Regions from separate parts of the Homo sapiens genome. Here region 2 is linked to region 1. The links are chromatin loops, found by intact Hi-C in ENCODE. Cell type or tissue: Caco-2. All regions are shown on one strand. Links, peaks and the distances in the headings refer to the core of each region. The heading gives the core; the rest is flanking DNA.

Region 1 (10,212 bases), core at 2,524-6,523:
GAGGTAGCAAAGACATAAATGTAAAAAATTAAACTATTAAGAGAACTAAATAAAACTGCACATAGTTTTTATAATATACTGGAAAGACTTTAAAAATATTTATTATTGAGTTGGCAAGAACATACATACTGATACAAACCGTACCCAAAGACACATGTTAAACAGGGGAAAATTATTATCAGTTTTTAGGACCAAAGATTGAGCCTTCATAAAACAACTAAAAATATGAAGAGCCCATTTTTAACAAGAAGGGCAATCAATATAGAAGGAGATGGCTCAGAGTAAAAGGAATATGCATGGTTAATAAATATGTGAAAAGATGCTCAAGTTTTGTCACAAATTTTAAAGAACAAAAATTAAAACAATGTGATATTTTTCACTTAATCCAATTATCATATTTTTGAGCCTCCATTATGTGCCAGGTGTATTTTCATGTTGTCTTATGAGCATATTTTAATATTTCTTGTAGTAATATTGCCCATAATCTATCAATTTTTAACAATATGATCAGCAGTTTGAATGGGAGCAGATGCCTCTGAAGAGCTTGATAATGCTTGAAAGGTGTTTTTTCCGGGTTCTAGTGATTCTCCTGCCTCAGCCTCCTGAGTAGCTGGGACTACAGGTGCCCACCACCACACCTGGCTAATTTTTGTACTTTTAGTAGAGATGGGGTTTCACCATGTTGGTCAGGCTGGTCTCAAACTCCTGACCTCAAGTAATCCACCCACTTCAGCCTCCCAAAGTTCTGGGATTATAGGCGTAAACCACCGCGCCCAGCCCAACCTGACTATTTTAAATGCTTACAAAATTAATTTCCTCTTATGTAATTATACTTTATTGAATTGACAATATTGCTGACAGTAAAAACTAACACTGGAATGTTGAAAACAAACCTAATTAGAATCGTAGCCCCCTGACTCTTCTCTTGTATCCACTGGAAGCAAGAAGAGCAGTTCTTCATCTCTTCATTCTTTCATTTAGTGAGTGTTCATTGAGTGTTTTACTCTGTGCCAGCACAGAGCTAGGTACTGGGGAACACCAAAATGAACAAGAGAGAGCATTAATTCCCTGCTCTCAGATTTTACCATCTAACTGGGTCTACAGGCAAGTAAACTGGCAAGAACACTTTGTTATAAGAACTTGCATTGTATCAAGTAACTGAAAGCCTTCCCGTCACCATCCTTTGCATCTGGGAACAAAGTAGTGCTGCCCAAGGTGACAGATTATTGCTGTGACTATACTAGATACTCATTTGAAGATTATTGGGGTACCTTATTTCAAGTATCTTTCTAAAGTGATACCTAAATGCAGTTAGGTCATAGACTCCCTCAAAATTAATAAGACTAAAGTTTTTGGCAATCGGGGAGAGATTTTCTAGGTCTAAATGAATCATTAGGAATGAGTAAGCCCCAGACATAACAAATGTTCTATAATTAAGAAGATAAAGAAGTATGTTAAGAAGCATAATAAATCTTAGAATAACCCCAAAAGGTGTCCATTTGTCTTTGTCCACAAATACTGGGAAAAAAAAAAAACAAAAGAAATAATCAAATGTGGAATTCCAAATGGTCTATGCCTTTTAAAACCCGGTAAGCTAATATACATTTTCTTAGGGAAAAAAAACCCTCAGTATATACCGAAGAATTAAAAGTTTCACATGTTACTTTATAGAGTTCCTAAATTAGACTGAATCATATGAAATTACTGAAATATGATTTTTTACATATAAAATTGGCACTTTCATGTGGTTCATCCTAATAGCATGGAATCTTTTCAATTCCTAAGAGAAAATGTTTGAGTAATGAGTAATTTATAGAGCTCTCACTATTAGCCAAACACTGTGCTAAACCCTGTATGACTTCAATCCACGATATTTGCCTGGGGTCCAAAAATCTGGGGCTAGAATTGAGGGTTTTTGAACTTAAGTGAAAAAATTTTACATATTATTTTCACTAACCTTTAACTAGAATTTGGCATTTTTTACCATTATAGATACAAATGGTGAACTTTGGTAATGTTAGTGATAATTATGTATGTCTTTGTCACCAATAGAAATTACAAGTATTTTGATATTGTATTACAGTTGTTACAGATATCTCAAAACATCATTTTTTACTCATCACAAACTTGAAAGTTCCTGTTGGTAACAAAACCACTTTTAGATCTTGTTATTTAATATGTTTATTACTAGTTGCAATTTTGCTTATAAAATATCCTGGTAGCAATATGATTGGGTGGCTTTATACTATTAATCTTTTATGTATTTCAAATTTATTTATTCTGATAAGAAGTTCCAAGAGCTTCCCCAGACTGGCAAATGGATCCATGGCACAAAAAGTTAAGACCCCCTGCTGTCCTTTGATCCTGGTAGCTACTCTGTATTGTAGGTAATAGTCTCATCCCCAATGTACAGATAGGAAAGATTGGGTCAGTTGCTAAAGGTACGCAGCTAATAAATAAGACAGCCATGTTTTACAATGGTTCTAGCTTCAAAGCCCATGATTTTACCCAGGACCTACACCTCCAGTTCCTCTAGGAAATTTCCAGGTGACCAATGTAGATCATGACAGTCAAGATACAGATGATCATTAAATAATATTAGTGTGAACTTGAAAATGTTTCCCTTGAGCTGCAGCAAGGATTATACAACAACCCATTTAAAAAGTATCGTCCGTGGTGATCACAAGTTTAAAGTATGAACAAGAAGACATTAACTGAGGAATAAGAAGAGTAAGCCCTAGGTAATGGTCATTGCAAAAAAGAGGGTGAAGACCTCAGAGACTCAGAGAAGGGCCCGTGGGGAGGTGAAAGGAGGCCAAAATGGATGATCCAACACATCCAGTATGACAAGGTTGTAACTAGTGACATTTATTTCTTACTCAATTGGTGACCACTGCCTTCTTTTTCTACATCTTGTGCTATGGTTTGAATGTTCCTCCAAAACTCATGTTGAAACTTAATTGCCATCGTAACAGTATTAACTGGTGGAACATTTAAGAAGTGACTAGGTCATGAAGGTTCTGCCTTCCTGGGTGGATTAATGCCATTATCACAAGAGTGGATTCATTATCACAGGCATGATAAAAAGACAAGTTCAGCCCCCATTTTTCTCTTTTTTGAGCACTTGCTTCCACCTTCCCCTTTCTGCCATAGGATGACCCTCACCAGATGCTAGTGTTGTGCTCTTGGACTTCCTAGACTCCAGAACCATGTGCCAAATAAACTTCTGTTCCTTACAAATTACCCAGTCTGTGGTATCCTGTTATAGCAACAGAAAACAAAGCAAGACTGTTTTTATTCCCCTTTCTTTCCTTTGTTTCCATTCAGTATCTAGTTTAGATTTTTATCTTACTTCTTCACATTCTAGTCAGTCTTCAGCTTGAAATAGAGGGAAATATGTCAGGTTGTATCCAGTGTAATTCAGGCTTATATGTTCATCCATCCATTTGGGCTTTCATAGGTTTTCACATGTGATAGAAAGAGATGAAGGATGCAAAGTAAGGCTGAGATTCCCCAACTAAGCAGGAAAGCACTAGGATTCCACACATATCATTTCTTTCATTTAGTATTTAAGTCATGTGCCAGATCCTGAGCTAGATCCAGGGGATACCCAAGTACCCTTCAGTCTTTCCAGGGTAACCAGATATTAACAAATACAAATACTATCCTCCCAAAATCTACTCTTTTAGTTGTGTAAGGGATGTAGATATGATAGTTGATGTAGATGAGACAGCTGTCTTCATTTTAATTAAAGAACAATGAGGATCTCTAGGACACCTCACCATTTCTGGGATACCACAGCTGGGAAATAGTCCACTAGGGGAATGCATTGGTGAGCTTCTACTACAACTATTCCTTGGCTTGATTCACTGCTATCAGTCTCCCAATGGTGTGGTGACTTGTGTTCATGACTCTTCATTCAGTGACTTGGGTGTAAATTCCCACCTCCACATTCTTAGAGAAAGCCTTGGGCAAGTTAGCCTCTTTGTGCCTTAGTTTCTTCATCTGCATGATGAAGTTGATCATATAATTCTCTTCCTAAAGTTGTTGTCGGGATTCGAAGATATGTAAAATACATGGCATCTGTGGTTTCATAAATGTAGCCATTTTTATCACAACTGATACGAATACCATTACCTTCTCTGCTTATCTGCTTTGCCTCTTAAATCCCAAAACTACAAATAGATTTCATTTCAGTGAGGAAAGGAAGGCTCAGGGATTGATGAAAACAACATTTCTCCTGTCAATTATAGATGTTTTTTGTGGCAGAGAAGATTATGAAACAAATTTCCCCAGCTCTTTGGAGAGACAGAAAAGAATGGCTAAGAAGAGCTGACTCTCTCAGTGACAGAAAGGCATGCTTTCAGCAAGGTACCCTCTAAGGGATATGAAGCTTAGGTTACCAAGGCATTGTAAGTTTTCACAATCGTGCAAACATAAATGATTAACCCATTTTAAAGCTTTGGATATTAGAGCTTTATTCTCATATCATTCTTAAGGCTTATACTCAAGGATCGGTGTAGAGTCAAAACCACATAATGATGATGACCTTCTGATAACCGAAGCTGGTTTGATGGCCACTAGATGGAGAGATTAGAAAAGTAGCTTGTATTGAACTACTATCACTATCAAGCACTATGTGTAGGAATTTTTATATATTCTTGAATCATCACAATAGATCTATGAAATAGGAATTGTAACTGCATTTTGATGAGAAAACTGAATTTAACAAAATTGAATAATTTGTCAAAAAGAAAACCCAGCCAGAAAGGGGCAGCATCAGGATTTGAACACTGGGACATGTGACTGCAGAGCCCACATCCGGTCACATATACCACCCTAGGCACATGGTGTGTTAAATGTGCCACTAAAGTAGCTGTGAGATATTAGCTTCACATGTGAAAAACTGCCTCTCAATCCCACCTCCATCCCCCACATCACAAATTAGTTTATATTCATTATCACTGAATTTCACAAGCCCACATGAGATTAAAATCCTTATTGGTATCATAATCTTTGTTAAACCTACGAAGAATCCATAGCCCCATAACAAAATGCCATGTCAAAGGTTAAGCCGAACTTAGAAAGTGAGTGATTTAACTAAAAAGAACATGCTGACTAGTAGGTTTCTCTGGATAAGAGTAAAGAGGTTCCAGTAGACTCAGAACTTGTCATTTGTCAAAGTTCACAGGAGGGAAGGTGTTATCTTTTTCTGTCTAACTCCAGGTTCACAAGACAAGGCATATTGCCAAAAAAAAGTCAAGAGGTTATCTACCGTCAACATTAGGAGGATCTGAATAGTCAGGGAACAGTGTTTGGGATGAAATTCTCAAAGACCTTATCCTTGGGCCAATGGTTTTAAAAGTGAACTTTTTCTTTCTATTTGACATTCATGAATCATATCATAAATAACTGGCCAGGATTATACTTAGCCTGGGTATTAACCATTTCATAGCTCTGTGTCTGTTTACCCATGAATCTCCTCTTCTCTGAAACAAATGTATACTTTCTGCTGACTTTTCAAATAAAATTCAGGTGAGCTGTGAAAGTGCCTTGCACTCGTTCAAAAAGCTAATCCCGTAAAGTCAACCATAGATAAAAATGTATGGCCTACAGTATTTACCTTCATTGCACATATGTGATGTTTTCTCATCTAAATTTTCTACCTGAAGATACTTTGCTCCCAAGAAAGCAGGTTCTACAATGATGTTTGTGAATTTTTTATCCAATCTATAACCTATTGTTTTCTGGCAATGCCCATGCCAGAGAGGGTTGGCCTTTTGGGGTGGGAGAGGGATACACTACCTGTGGGGGCGCCCACAAGCCAGCTCCCATAAGGACCACCATCCAGACAAACAGCCCTCAAAGTTTGACCAGCAAATGAAATTGCCCCAGAACTGTTCAAATGTGAAGTTGAAAACTCTGGGGACTTTTCTCCTGGGTGGTGAGTATGGGCAAATATATTAACTCACCATTTCAATTAAACAAAAAGAATATTCAAAATAAAAATCTTCCCAACATGCATAACTAAAGAGAGGCCAACTCACTCATCTCTCTGGGGTCAGTTTGCCTTCTGCAAAAAGTAGAACTGAAATAGACTACTTCTAAGAGGCTCAATAATGCTGGTGTTGATTCTAACTTTAGAGTAATCTAATTGCAGAGCAATTTGGAGACTTTACAAGTAGATAAAATGGGAAAAGGAATTTGCTGAAGATTTGAGATAAGTTAGAATTTTAATTCCATTTCTCTGGAGTTTCCCTCGGGGCCTGCTCATTCTTTACCCTCCAATTGGCATTTGGAATAGCACAAGAATCATTTTATAAATAAAGAGCTGGGGAGAAAGGTCAAGTTAACAAGTTAGTATCATACATTATTTCATTCAGTGACTATTTACCAATGCCTTTTATCTACTAGACTTTATGCATAGAAATAAGGTTGATCAAATCATGTTTATTTTTTAAAAGAAAACACACCCAATTTTATCTAATGAAAGGCAAAAATGACCAAATTTCCTTGATATGTATAATCATTCTGTCTTGTTTCTACTTTGAACGTTATTTTTTGGCATGGTGCAGGTAAGGGAACACACCAAAAAAATCATATCATTCCTCTAGAGAACTTTGAAGCAAGAAGAGATCATAGTCTCTAATTCCATCATGTGATGATCAACATATTGACCTGCTGCTCAACCATTATCAAAGTCTTCACCCAGTTTTGAAATCCCAAAGGGCTGCATCTGTCCTTGGCCCAAGCATGCCATTCTCATTAGTATGAGTGGGATATATTCTTACAGGCAAAGGGCAATTTGTAGCCCCAATTCTGCAAGAAAAACCGTGATTCATGTAGACATTATCTTAGTCCTGGCTTCTCATAAGCTAGCTTATCTTATCTACCTTGCACCTTGGCATGTTTTCTGTTTCTACGAGTCTAACTACACAGTGCTTTGTCTGAAACTCTGGATGATAAGGGCTTTTTGTTCTCATAATCTTTTTTAAAAACCATATTCAATAATCAAGTAAATGCAGATAGAACATTTATTTTTAAAACTGCTTAAACAGAGACTGGGAATATTTGTGGACTAATGGTGTTGAGCAAAGACAGTCTATAACAGGACAATAACTACCTGCCCTGAAATGTGTCAGAAAGCGGGATCCACTTCTCCTCCTCCTGGCCCAGGGGGGTTCACATGCACCAGTGCTTCCCTAAATTCTCCATTGAAGGGTATCCCACTCATTAACTGAAATAGATGCTATGGGGGAAAGGAATAGCAGATGGTGTGGGGGAAAGGGCTACTTTGCAAAGATTATACTTAATCATAATTAATAAAGAAAGAGCGACAGAGCCCAGCAAATATGGTATCTCACCTGCTGTAAGGATGTCCAAGTTAAGAAGTACAGTTTTCAATGGGAATTAGTCCGTTTCCAGAAGATAGATGGAAGGAAGGCACAGCAGGGAGAAGAAGGGGATAGAATTCGCATTCAAGAGCTGCTCTGATGGCAGCTCCCAGGGAGGAAGGGTCAAAGTGAAAACAAGACGGTCAGGGCCCGTCAGCCTTCCTAGCATGCTAGCAGGGGCACACTGGCCTCCACATTTGCAGAGAGCGAGGATAGCAATGTCCAGTAATTGTCAAACTCTACAGTTCTTTCACGACCTTGTTCGAATGCCCAATGCAAAGTAAAGTATGAATTAGGAGCTATTTTTTTCCATCTTATTGATGAAAACTCTGAGACAACAGAAGAATTAGTAACTTGTTCATAGTCACATGGCTAGAAAGTGAAAGAGCTATGACTCAAACCCATCTCTTTTGACTCCGTAGTCTACATTCTTTTCCTAGGACCACAGTTGCTGCAACAACTTATTTTGTGAAGTGGTCTAGGGCATAGCATTGATAGGTAACACGTTCAGGTGTAATTGTGAATCTAGTATCTAAGACAAGTAAAGGGGAGGAAGTAAGATGACATTTTCAGTCTTCTAAACTGCATTAATGTGATGACCTTATTCAAAACAGTGGAGGATAAGACATTGAACTAGCAGGAATCAAAATATGGATGCAGGGTGTGTGTATGCGTGTGTGTGTGTGTGTGTGTGTGTGTGTATCTGATAGAGAAGAAGTGATAGGGAAAGTGGTACAATCTCTCTTTTCTGCTTCCTGGTTTCTACAATGTATTCAAAGAGCAGAGAGAGAGAAAGAGCCAGGAATGGATCATCCTTATATTCAAATTCTACATCATGACTAAGAAAAGCATTCTCTGTGTGCACATGTCAAAGTTTACCAAAATATTGTCTCTTTTCCTTCCGCAGCTTTTCTTGTAATCCAGGCAGGGGCTAAAGAGATTGGTGAATCCTTACTGACCACATGCTGATTTCCTTCTTATTTCGGTGTGATCATCTTTTTTGTGTGGGGCAGAAATGCCCAGATAGATTAGCTGAGGTTGCGCGTGACAGCATGCTGTACGGGAAAGGGTAATGATTGTGGCACTGTGGCACGCATCAGCTGACTTGTAAAATTTCCTGACAGCACACTTATTGCATGTTGTAAAACCCTTGGACATGTACTTGGGGAAAGATCTCATTGCCACAATTACACTCTATGTGCCCAAAATTTCTTGTCAGCCAAGTTAGTGGCATCAGTGGTAAAGTGAATTTGCTTCTCAGGGAAACTTGAAGTAAATGCCAGTAAAAACAGATTTTTAAAATAGATAATGTTAATACCGGTAACATTGCTCACCATTATCAAAAGTTCTTCTGCTGAGGACTCCTATAAGTAATTTTTTTCTAGTAAAATAGGGACATTTGGGTTATTCTTTATCATGATACTTCCTCGGTCTGCACGTGGTGCTTCCATTTACTTTTCATTTATGCTTCACCCCAGCACACCCCTATTTTTTCACCTCTCCTCCCTTCCACTCCAGTGAGATGGCTGGCTTCTCAAAGATCACCAGGAATCCTCTTGCTAAGTACAGCATCCTATTCTTAGTTCATGGTACAGGCTTTCTTCCTCACTTGGTATTATAGACTATACATTTCACAATTCTTCTCCAGTCTTCTCAGTGTGTTTGGCTGACTCCTTCATTTTCCAGCCTCTGAATTTGATGATGCTTTACCTTCTGGGCCGTGTACCTTTGAGAATCTGATGGAGTTATGGAAGCTTTTCCCAGAGGACTGTGGATATTTCTATACACAGAAAAATTTGACCCCAGTGAAATACCACACACATCTATTGGCTAAAAATAATAAAACTAGTAATACTAACAATATCAAGTGCTGGCAGGAAGAGTAACTAGAATTCTCATTCATTACAAATGGGAATGCAAAATGGTACAGTCACTTTGGAAAACAGTTTGGCAGTTTCTTATAAAGTTCAATATATACCTACCATGTGACCCGACAATCCCACTCGTAAGTATTTACCATAGAGACAGGAAAACTTATGTTCACACAAAAATTGATATGCACATGTTTATAGTGGCTTTATTCAAAATCAACAATAACTGGAAACAACCCGAATGTACATCAACTGGTTAATGGATAAACTGAGGTCTATCCACAGAATGGAATACAGCTCAGCAGTAAAAAGAAACAAACAACTGATACTCATAAGAATATGGGTGAATGTCAAGTATACTATGCTCAGCAAAGGAAGCCAAACTCAAAAGGCTACATACCTATTCAAAAAGCACTATACTGGGCCAGGCGCGGTGGCTTACGCTTGTAATCCCAGCACTGTGGGAGGCCGAGGCGGGCGGATCACGAGGTCAAGAGTTCGAGACCAGCCTGGCCAACATGGTGAAACCCCATCTCTACTAAAAATACAAAAAATTAGCTGGGCGTGGCGGCAGGCACCTATAATCCCACCTTTTGGGAGGCTGAGGCGGGAGAATCACTTGAAGCCGGGAGGTAGAGGTTGCAATGAGCCGAGATCGCGCCATTGCACTCCAGCCCGGGCAACAGTGCGAGACTCATCTCAAAAAAAAAAAAAAAAAAAATTTCTACCACAGAGCTTCCCCTCTTTGCTTTCTTCCTTTCCTCTGTGCTTTCTTCCTGGGCTCTCATCTTCTCTTATGGCTTTAAGCCTAGTCTCCATACTGGTGACTCTAAATTTTATATCGCCTGAATTCCAATTTAAAGTTTCTGCTGGCAATTCAAAATCACCGTGTCGAAACCCTATACTCTCCTGGCCAGTTTCTTTTCAGAACTGCACCTCCTATGCTT
Region 2 (10,212 bases), core at 2,748-6,747, 54 kb before region 1:
TTTTCTAGTGTTTGAGTTCATTTTCTTTTGGCAAACACATCTTCCTGTTGTTAAGAAGAAAGCCTTTACAAAGATTATTTAAAATTTTAACTAGTTTCTTGAACATCAGCTAGTTCTTATAATACAGGATTTTAATGGTATGAGAGTAAATGAATCAAAAACACATGCATTAATATCCCCTCAGAATCCTCAGGCTGTTCAAAAATTTACAAGAGACATTTGAAGAAAATATAGTTTAGGTTCTGTCAGATTCTAAATGCAGAATATTTTAAGATATGCCGTGATTTCAAAGTATGACTTTGCAAGCCTATTGGAGTATCACAATATTGGAGTATCATTGACATTTGTATAAGTGAACTATTTAGTAACTGGAATTATCATGAGTGGCCACAAAGCTCTACTTAAGCAAAGTGACTGCCACCACACAGTGCAGTAGACCTCCGGTTTAAGAGTTTCTAAGTCTGACCCAACTGGTAACAAAGAGAAGATTTCTCTCAAGTTCAGCACAGCAGCCCTTCGGAAGTTGGTGCTCTTTGTGTTTTTTCTTTATCAAGGAGAGTGGGAGTTTTAGATACAGGGAGGCGTGGGTTGCTTGAGTGAAAGGAAAGCAGTGCAGGGGTCCTACCTGCCTCTGTAATGGAAACTCCTCCTCATTATGAAGCTACTGCCTTGGTGGGCACACGACGAATATGGGCTGGGAAGAGCAGGGTGATTGCAGGTCATGATGACCTAGTAGGATTAGCTAGTTTGTATAAACACGTTCCAAGTCCAGCTATGTTTCAGTTAAGCTGCGCACAGACAAATACCAAAGTGGCCTAGCCCTGTTTCAGTGTCACAAACTGTTTATTTATACAAGAGATCCCTAGAAGTCCACTAATTTAGGAGACAGCCATCTTAGGGAATTCATGGAACCCTCTCTGTAGTGGTTATTTTAAAACCAAATTAAACCAGGCCCTTGAGAAAGCAGTGTAGAGAGTGATCCCATATTGCATCTTGATGTAAGCAGGACAGTGAGTCTTTTGAAAGAACTTCCCTATCACGAGTGTCTATTGGTTTCATTTGTTCTACAGGGATGTGAACCATTTGGTGTGCTGGGTTGTGGCTCACACATTGAGATAAGAATGAAGCCTATGTAGGTCACTCTTCTGCGTCTAACATGTTTCTCTTCTTGCCTGTTGAGAAAGAGCTGTAGCCTTCTTGGGGTTCAAGCAGACACTCAAAAAGCTCCTTTTGCATTTTGATACATCTAATAGAGCCTACAAATGGAAGCTACCTTGTGCATTGTTCAGTAAACATTTATGGAGCACTTCCTGTGGGCCAGAGACTGGGTTAGGGATTGGTTACATAGATAGTTGATGCAGATAGGAAAAAGAAAGTTAGATCTTCAGTAAAGTTATAACCTGAGTCTGGAGGCAAAGAGGATGGAAGAGACAGATGTGTAAAGAAACTGTAAACATATAAGTCCTGAGACAAAATCAAGGACAAAGTCCTAGGAAGGTAGAAACTTCACAGGAAAGGAAGCAACTCACTTTTTCTGGGGACATCAAGAAAGCCTTCCCAGGGAAGGTGATTTTGAGATAGGTTTTAAAGGATGGGTTGGAATTTGATAGTTGATCAAGGTCAATGATATCAGTGGAAGAACAGATCCATAGGGAGGTCAATAGGAAAAGGAAAAGGAACTTATCCAAAAGGCCTCAATGGGGTTGACTTTTGATTGGTACCCTTTGTACTTCCTATTTAAAGAATGGTTTGGCTTCTGTCTTTTTGTTTCCTCAATGCCCTGTTTCCCATTTGTCACTTTGATTTGTCTCTTGTATTTTGTCTCCTTTTGCAGTCTTGATTCAATCCAGTTCAGCATTTATTGACATCTTATATTTTTGGTGCTGCGTCAACCCTATGGGAAATATAAGAGAAGGAAAACCCTGTCTCAGCCCTCTGAGAGTGTGTTCTCCAAGGCTTGTGTTGACATGGTCTACATGCACTCACTCATTGAAGTGCTTTGGAAACAGGTTGATGATTATCCTCCAGCCTTTAAAAGCCATCCAAATTGACAGTTGCTCAGCCTCATTTCAATTAGGAGGTAGTGAAAATGTGACAAAATATATTAGGCATGGAAATTAAAGTGTCTGATGGTGTAATACAAATCCTTTCTTATGACAAACACAATCCCCAGGAGTGGTACCACAGCTGATTCATTTTTCATATGTTTTAGGAAAAGCACAATTTTTCGAAAATCTTAAATTGGCTATTATAGGAATACATGCCTAAGGGAGACATAAATGTAGATTTTCCTGGCACTAATATTTCCTGTGCTCTAGGGATAAGAAATCCACAAGATATAACTTTAAAAACCTGCTATGTTGCCTGAAGTTTCTCCATACCTTCTATTGCTTAATTGCTTTTATTTTATTGGCTGGTTAAAGAAGAGAAATGCTAACCTAGTTATTGGTTTGACTCAGCAGTCTCTCATGTCTGAAAAAAAAAGCGATATGAGTGGGAAGAGCCTTGAAACAAATTTGTAGTGAGACTCACTGTTCCTCTCTATCTTGAGGAATAGAAATCAGATTTCATAGAGTACTTGTATTTTTACACCTAAAAAAGTCTTCTGAAATAGAAGGAAAAAGATCATGCCATCTCAGTCAAGGTCAAGAGAGTTTACATTGGGTCTGCAGGTACCAAGATGGGAGTAATGATAAGACTGAGGACTTCTTGTCACTGGCTCAAAGCACCAAACTCAATCCTTCTTACTTCAGACACACAAGAAACCAGGAAGGCTTTCACAGCAATACTTGCCATTCAGGTTGTTCAAAATGACTTCCAGAATGCCCAGCATTATTAGGAGAAAGGTACTACCTAATGAACTTCATGCTAAACACTCTATTGAATCCCATTTTGTTTCTTCCTGCCACAGTTCCAGGAACCAAACTGAGTCAAAAAGAGAATACTGAACTATTTACCAAGTCACATGACTAAACTAAACTTTAATGCTAACTGTAAAAACAAGAGGCCTAATCTCTTGGATGTGTATGTTTGGTTTTTGTCTTGCTTTTTTGTTTGTTTGTTTTTGGTTGTTTTGCTTTGGATTTTTTTGTTTTATTTTCATAGTGGTAATTTCGGCATTTGCCAAGTGACTAATACTCTTCGGTAACATCAGTTTATGCGGACCCAGGATCTCTCCTTTCAGAGCAAGTATGTTCATGATTGTTCAGGTATTTCTGCAGGATTAGCTGGCCCAGTCGCTTAAAGTTCTGTATGGTCTACAAAATACTTTCTCATTTGTTATTTCATATGAGTCTTGAAAGTGACCTGTGAGATAGACTGAAATGTTTGATTATTCACAGTTCACAGATAGGGGCAGCAGACCCAGAGAGCCTAATTTAGATTCAGTTATACTAATTTAAACCCTAGTAAGTAGTAGAGCTGAGATTTAAAACTAAGTTTCCCCTCTCCAAGTTCTGAATTGTTCCCATGGTACAAGAGGTCGTGTGTGGTGAAAGAAATCAGGGCTGGGTATGAGGCCTCTCTGCCAATGGTTGCCTGCCTGGCTTGGTTGTTTTGCCAGAGATAAGACCTGACAGAGACATCAGTGCATCGGGCAGGATGATGACCAGCTTCCCCTTCAAATGGATAGGTTTTAGATACTTATCTTTATTTAGTGAGAATTGGAGAGACTGACTTTCTAATAACAAAAATTCCACATTCCTTTGTTTTGAACAGTATGTCCACCTTCTTGTCCTATGACTCCAGTTTCCCCAAGTCAAAAACATTAATGACCCTTGTAGACTCATATATTTGGTGAAGACTTTAACAAAATCTACTGCTTCCAGAAGTATGGAGGATGATCACACTGCAAATACCCTGCTTCTCATTGGTCACTTTGATTTTTCTCTTTTATTTCCTCTTCTTTGGCAATCTTGATTCAATCCAATTCAGCGTTTATTGACATTATATATTTTTCGGCACTGCATTGGCCCCGTGGGAGACACAAGAGAAGAAAACCCTGAACCAGCCCTCCCACACAGCCTGCAACTTGAGAAGCCCCTTTGAATAGACCCCTTGCCCAAGTCTCTCTCTCTCTCTCTCTCTTTCCCCCCCCCCCCCTTCCCTTTTCTCTTTCAGGCCTCAACCTTCCCAACTCTGACACCGTATTCTCAGGTCTTACACCTCCTGAAATCTCTCTCCCTTTCTTGGCAGAGCAACTTAATCTTACCTCAGCCTCTCTCTCTAAGCTTGGAATCTCCTTCGCAGAATGATATAAACCTTCAGCTATGTCAAAGACCATTTTCCTGAGAATATCAATTTTGTTGAACTCAACAAATCAAAGAACCAACGCTCAGTACCAGACTCTATCTTCCTTAAAAGGCAGTGAGGAAATTGTTAAAATATACGTGTAAACTTCTTTCTGTTGTATGGTTAAATTCACGTAAGAGAGTAATACATGTGCTGAGCAGAAGGGGACCAATTTACACTTTACCAGTTATGTAAGCAACCATGCAATAAAATTATTTTAAGTTAACAAACACCACATTCCTGATTAATTGCAAAATGTCTTAAGTCTCTTTTAAACGATTCTCTGACAGCTACTCAATGGGACTGCCCTTTCATTGGGCTCTTCCTCCAACCCTCAGTTTCCTCATCTGGAAAACAGAGATATCACTTTCATGCACTGATTTGGTAAGAATTAAATGAGATACCCTCATATAACAGATCTAATCACAGCATCTGTTCATAGTAGGCAGTTGGCAAATCTGAGCCACCTCCCCACCTCACCCCCTCCAACATTTGCCCATAATGCTTCTCCTTCCCTCAGGCCCAACTTCCATCAAATATTGTAAACTTTCCTAGGAACAGAACCTTGTCCTTTATTCCCTATGCTTAGAATAATGTGGCAAAGGCTGGGTATAGACAAGTCATTTAATAGTTGACCTTCCATATTAAATTTCCATTTATATCTATCTATCTATCTATCTCTTTCTCTATCAATATTTTCCCTTGAGTCTCTATCTTTATACATATATACATATGCACGCATATAAGTATATGCACATATATATTTTAGCCTGAAAGTTTTTGCATAAATTGTAGCAATAAAAGTACTATCTTTGGAGAAGAGATAAGAGATAAGAAGTCTTGGTTACTCAACATGTTGAGCCATGATTCTTTGGCAAGCAGGACCTTAGTTCTTAGGGTTCCATCTGGAAGACAAAGCGTCCTCCTTTTTGCAATAATGTCTTATCTGTCTATGAAAGATAAAGGGGTCATCTGAAGTGGCAGAGACCTGAAATGTTAGTTCCAAGAAATTTTGTTGCTAGTTTTTATTATTCTTCTCTGGATGGAATGTAGCCCCACAATTAAGTTTGCTATCTGACTCGGGTTTTATTTCACTTCATTCTCAACCCATCTAGAGTAGTTTGTAGATTAGTTTTTGTGTTTTGGAAAAACAAAGAATATTGGAAGATTCAAATAAGGCTTTAAGGAAATTCATCATTAATTTGGTAAATAACATCTTCCTAGAAAGAATGTTTAGCTTTGGCCCTTTCAATATCATCAGTTTTAGGAAGTGTATTATCTAGTTTGGTAGCTCAGTTGTAACTAATGTCTTCTATAATTTCCTCTTACTCACATGCCACAAAGATATTTCCCTGGAGCCTCAATGATTTCACCCCTGGATATAGATGGTAAAGAAGAGAGTAGTACAAAATGAAGCTGAAGAAACAGGCTGTGATCAGATTATGACAGGCCTTGAGTTTTGGGCTTTATTTTGCGGACAAAAGGGAATTTGAGGTACAGAATAGTGTGAGGGAAAGCTAAAAAGCATGAAGAGAATGATGTTAAGGTTTGAATTTCAAGGCCATGGGAAACCTCTGAAGCATTTTAAGCTAGCAATGGTGGACTTGAATATATTTGTATTTTTAAACAACAAAGATGTTTGCCTTGTGAAGGAGGTTGAGGTGGGAATGTGGAGAGAGAGAGGCTAATTAAGAATATGGCCTGTGATGGCCCACATGAGAACTGGTAGATAGTAACCCGGTTTAAGCAAAGGAGATGGTGAGGATAAAGGTCACATTCAAGAGACAGGAATATTTCCTATGTAGGAAATAGGATTCCATGTGATTCTGAGTATGAAGAGAAAGAGGAAGAAAATAAAGATAATACCCAGTCAAAGAACATAAGTTATTTAGAAACTGGGTATAACTGATTTAAAATCAATGTGATTCTGAAAACGGTGGTCTCAGTTGGTTTCTCTTATAATATCACACCCACCACGAAGCTGTGCACACAAGACACCATCTACAAATTATGTCGGCTGGTAGCACACTCTCCAAAGGAAGGCACCGAGGGTGCTTCCAAAAATACAGACCCACCTCATCTGCAAATGTTTTCATGGCAATGGATGACTTACCCTATTTACAAAACTTAATCTACCTGATTGGTATTATTCCACAAAGATTTGATCTGGCGGGCAGTGAATCCAGGTCCCTCAGCTTTTCCTTCTCTATATGAATCCTCCACCAGATATTTAGTAAGACAGTGACATGCAAGAAAAATCATCATTGAGAACTTTGGAACACAGTGGGAGGTTTGGTTGAAGATGAGTTTATAACAGCTGTGGAGATAAAACTGTAAACATTTACTTTTTCAGCTCCTTCCTGTCCTTTATTTCCATTGATAAGAAAAAGCTGTCTGTAACTGATTTCCAGGTAAATCTTAGGTTTAAATCCCCACTTTATTTTTCCTTTTACTCATCCCGGAAATAAAAAACCATCACAGTTCAGTTCAATTCCTATACGTGTATAGCTCAACTTTTTGTTCCTGTTGATGACATTTCATGTCTAATGATTAAGAAAAAGTAATGGGCATATATTTCTTTGACAATCTAGTAAACAAATCAGTTGAAAAACCATGCCCTGTCTATCTCAACTGTTGTTAACATTGGGTCAAAGTACAGGAAGAAAATGAACCCTTCTTCAAATTCCTGCCCTGCTTAGCAAAATCTCAGTTTGGAGAGAGCATATTCAGGGTAAGCCCTCTGACTTGGTTTATATCCCTATTGGCACATCACGAGATATTGGCCAGGTTGCTTAACTTTTCAGCATGAGCTCCCGTATCTGCATAAGGGGCATTTGATGGTGATCATCCCTTTAGCAAGCATTTATTAAACGTCTATTTTCATGTATCACTGTACTAGGTACTATACCAAGATGCCTACCCAAGAGAGATATGGTAAAAAAATCTATGAGATAATGAAAGTAAAATGTTTTAATGTCCTTGAAGTAATGAAACTATGCCAAGCCAAGAGATTATGAATTTAAAATTTCATGAGAGTGAAGAAGGACTTTCACAGTTTTCATAACTTTAAAATTTATTTAGTTGATATGGAGATCGGGATTAATCTCAACAGAGAAGAGTTAGCATTGCACAGAGAAAACTGTTCAGGACCGAGAATATATGTGCAGATCACAGAGTCACAAAGGAGGTCAGGATAAAGAGAAAGCGCCAGGATAATGGGCTGCAAATTTATCATAAGCCCTGGCAAATAATGACATAATTTTGAACAAGATCATTGAGTATAAAGAGTACTATGCTAAACAGATTAATATTTGGCCTTTCTCCCTGCTGGTCTGTCCTGGGAAGCTGAACCCTATAGGCTTTGTTACCCAGGGTCCCGTGACACTGGCTTACATTGAAATTTGTCCAATGAGCAGCACCAGCAGGAGATCGGGGTGGAAGGAGATAGCAATCAGAGTATTTCTTCCAGGGCTCCTACCTTCCCTGGGTGGGTCTCTGACAGTGGCTGTAGCCTCTACTAGCTTACACTGGATTCAAGCAGCACTATTTCCTCCTCTTGTTCTTTAGGCCGAAGTACAAGAACAGCTTCCCACTGTCGCTAGTCTCTGGGTGCCTCAACATCCCTTGTTTGTTTCTTTAACCTGCTTGTAACCTGTAAGTAGGCATTTATCAAACTGTCTTTATGGAAACTTCTGGGGTGGATTTTGTTCTTGCCAGGATCCTGACTAATATATAATATTATAAAATATTTACATAAAGTCCAGAAAGATCCTCATGTAGACTCTAAGATATTTTTCACATGAAAAACAAAAACACCCAAGTTTTTTAATCAATCTCCCCACAAGATGTCCCAGAGATGTTTGGATTTTATTTCTTTGAAGCTCTAGAAGGTCTCACACAGGAGCATCAATATCCTCTGATGAAACAATTTTTAAGCAGAAACTCATTATGAAAATATCTTAGAAAGGGTGAGAAACCCCAGAGGATACTTCATGCATTGTTCTTTTCCTTTACGTGGTTGATGACGTGCATTTTAAGTCAGAAGAAAGGAAAACATTCAGTAATTCTGGCTTTTCTTAGGCAATAATGGGTTTTGCAGGTCTGGGGACAGGATTTTATCTGAGGGGTTAGAGTGTACATGGATCAGAGCTTTGTGTCACACACACAGAACACAATGAGGTGTCAGCAATCTGCAGTCTGGGAGGATGCTCACACGATCCAGCATTGACATTTTGTGACTCACTTTACCTCCCCTCTGCTCTAGTAACAAACATACTACCAAGTGGGGAGCTATAAATGAGTCCATTTCCTGCAAATAAGATTTTAATGAGATTCTTTAGCTGGTCACACACCAACGTGAGATAATAAAAAGTTGATTGTTCATCTCCTCCCCCCAGCGCTAGTGATAGTCCATGTTCTTGAAACATACCAAATTTAATTAAGCTTACAAAATTATAATGGGACAAAAAATTAGGTCAAAATAAGTCTGTCTCCAGTGATGGTGACAGGGACTTTTACGTACAGCCAAGTGATCTCCAGCAGAACGTCACTGCTGCTTGACCTAATGTCACGGAAAACATAACATTTTGTAACCGTCATGCTTCATTTGGCATGGCTTGGCTAACTCACTCATCCTCAGGCTTAAAAATAGGGCATTGAGGTACGTTAGAGAAAAAGGAAGTAACATTCCAACCCTCTCTCCGTGGGACTTAGAAGGTCTACATGGGAAACCATTTGTTTTCTCCCCACAATTTGTCTCTGTCCCTTATTTTTAGACATTGATGGTAAGAGGGGCCTATGGGGCACAGGTATGATCAGGAGCCAATGGGGAGGAGCAAATGCAGGAGGAGGAAATGGGAAGACAAACTATTTTCCCATTGCATTATCTACTCTTCTCAAGGCAAATAATCCGAGTTTTAGTAGCCATTAACTCATAGGGACAACTTCCAAATGATCTTGCTCCTTTTGGAACTTAGCCTGTTGCTTGCAACATCTCTTATTGCTCACGAAGTTGAAGAAAATGGACAGAGATGAGAAAAAAATATGAAAAAGATATGGTTGGACAATTATATGAGCTTTGCTGTTTTTTTTTTGGTTTAAATTAATTATTCATTGATTTTATTCATTCAACAGATATGTACTAGGTATTTATTGTGTGCCAGCTAGTAACATAGACAGTATGGATCCAAGAGTGGAACAATACTAAATACCTACCCTCCATGAGTTTATTTTGGAGTAGGAAAAACAGACAATAAACTAAAAGACATAATCAATACATAATATGATGTCTGGTATCATAAGATGTAATGTGTGGCTGGGCGAGGTGGCTCACGCCTGTAATCCCAGCACTTTGGGAGGCTGAGGCGGGCGGATCACGAGGTCAGGAGATCAAGACCATCCTGGCTAACACGGTGAAACCCCACCTCTACTAAAAATACAAAAAATTAGCCAGGCGCAGTGGTGGGCGCCTGTAGTCCCAGCTACTAGGGAGGCTGAGGCAGGAGAATGGCGTGAACCTGGGAGGCGGAGCTTGCAGTGAGCCGAGATAGCGCCACTGCACTCCAGCCTGGACTCTGTCCCAAAAACAAAAACAAAAACAAAAAAGATGTAATATGTGTGAGACTCTATGCCAATAATTTACTTACACAGCTCTCATCTACTCCTCACAACAACTCAAAGGTAGGCGCGGAGTTTATTACCTGTTTTCTTGTGAGAAGACAAACTCAGAGTGGAAGAGAACTTGTCCCAGGTCACCCTTGGTGGAGGTGAGCTCAGATCAGCCTGACCTCACAACCCAACAAGAAGCAGGTGGGTTTGTTTTGCCTCCTGCCAGCCTACCTACATTCTGCCTGTCCTGAAAGATGCCTTCCTGGGCCTGCCCTCTTTGAGGTCTGGGCACTTTCTGCTTGTAGAATTCACTTG

The links. Hi-C counts contacts between places; a loop is a spot of excess contacts. Peaks named below come from ENCODE experiments on the same cell type or tissue, not always from the same donor. Only the 100,000 strongest peaks of a DNase experiment are listed, where the experiment ranks them.
Region 2: a loop joins it to region 1, with 7 times the contacts of the local background. A loop is called at or near these places in 1 of 110 quality-filtered maps.

Annotation. Positions count from the first base shown.
Region 1 is chr6:105,564,948-105,575,159 of GRCh38, reverse strand. No RefSeq gene overlaps it. Among named protein-coding and RNA genes, the nearest start is that of LINC02836, 62 kb to the left of the region's middle. In Caco-2, for the core only: no CTCF peak of the experiment used is centred there; no DNase peak of the experiment used is centred there.
Region 2 is chr6:105,619,220-105,629,431 of GRCh38, reverse strand. It overlaps LINC02836 (long intergenic non-protein coding RNA 2836), which reads left to right. Exons shown (of 6, transcript XR_942833.3): 3 at 6,644-6,701; 4 at 7,858-7,944; 5 at 9,970-10,098. Among named protein-coding and RNA genes, the nearest start is that of LINC02836, 8.0 kb to the left of the region's middle. In Caco-2, for the core only: no CTCF peak of the experiment used is centred there; a DNase peak (open chromatin) is centred at 5,181.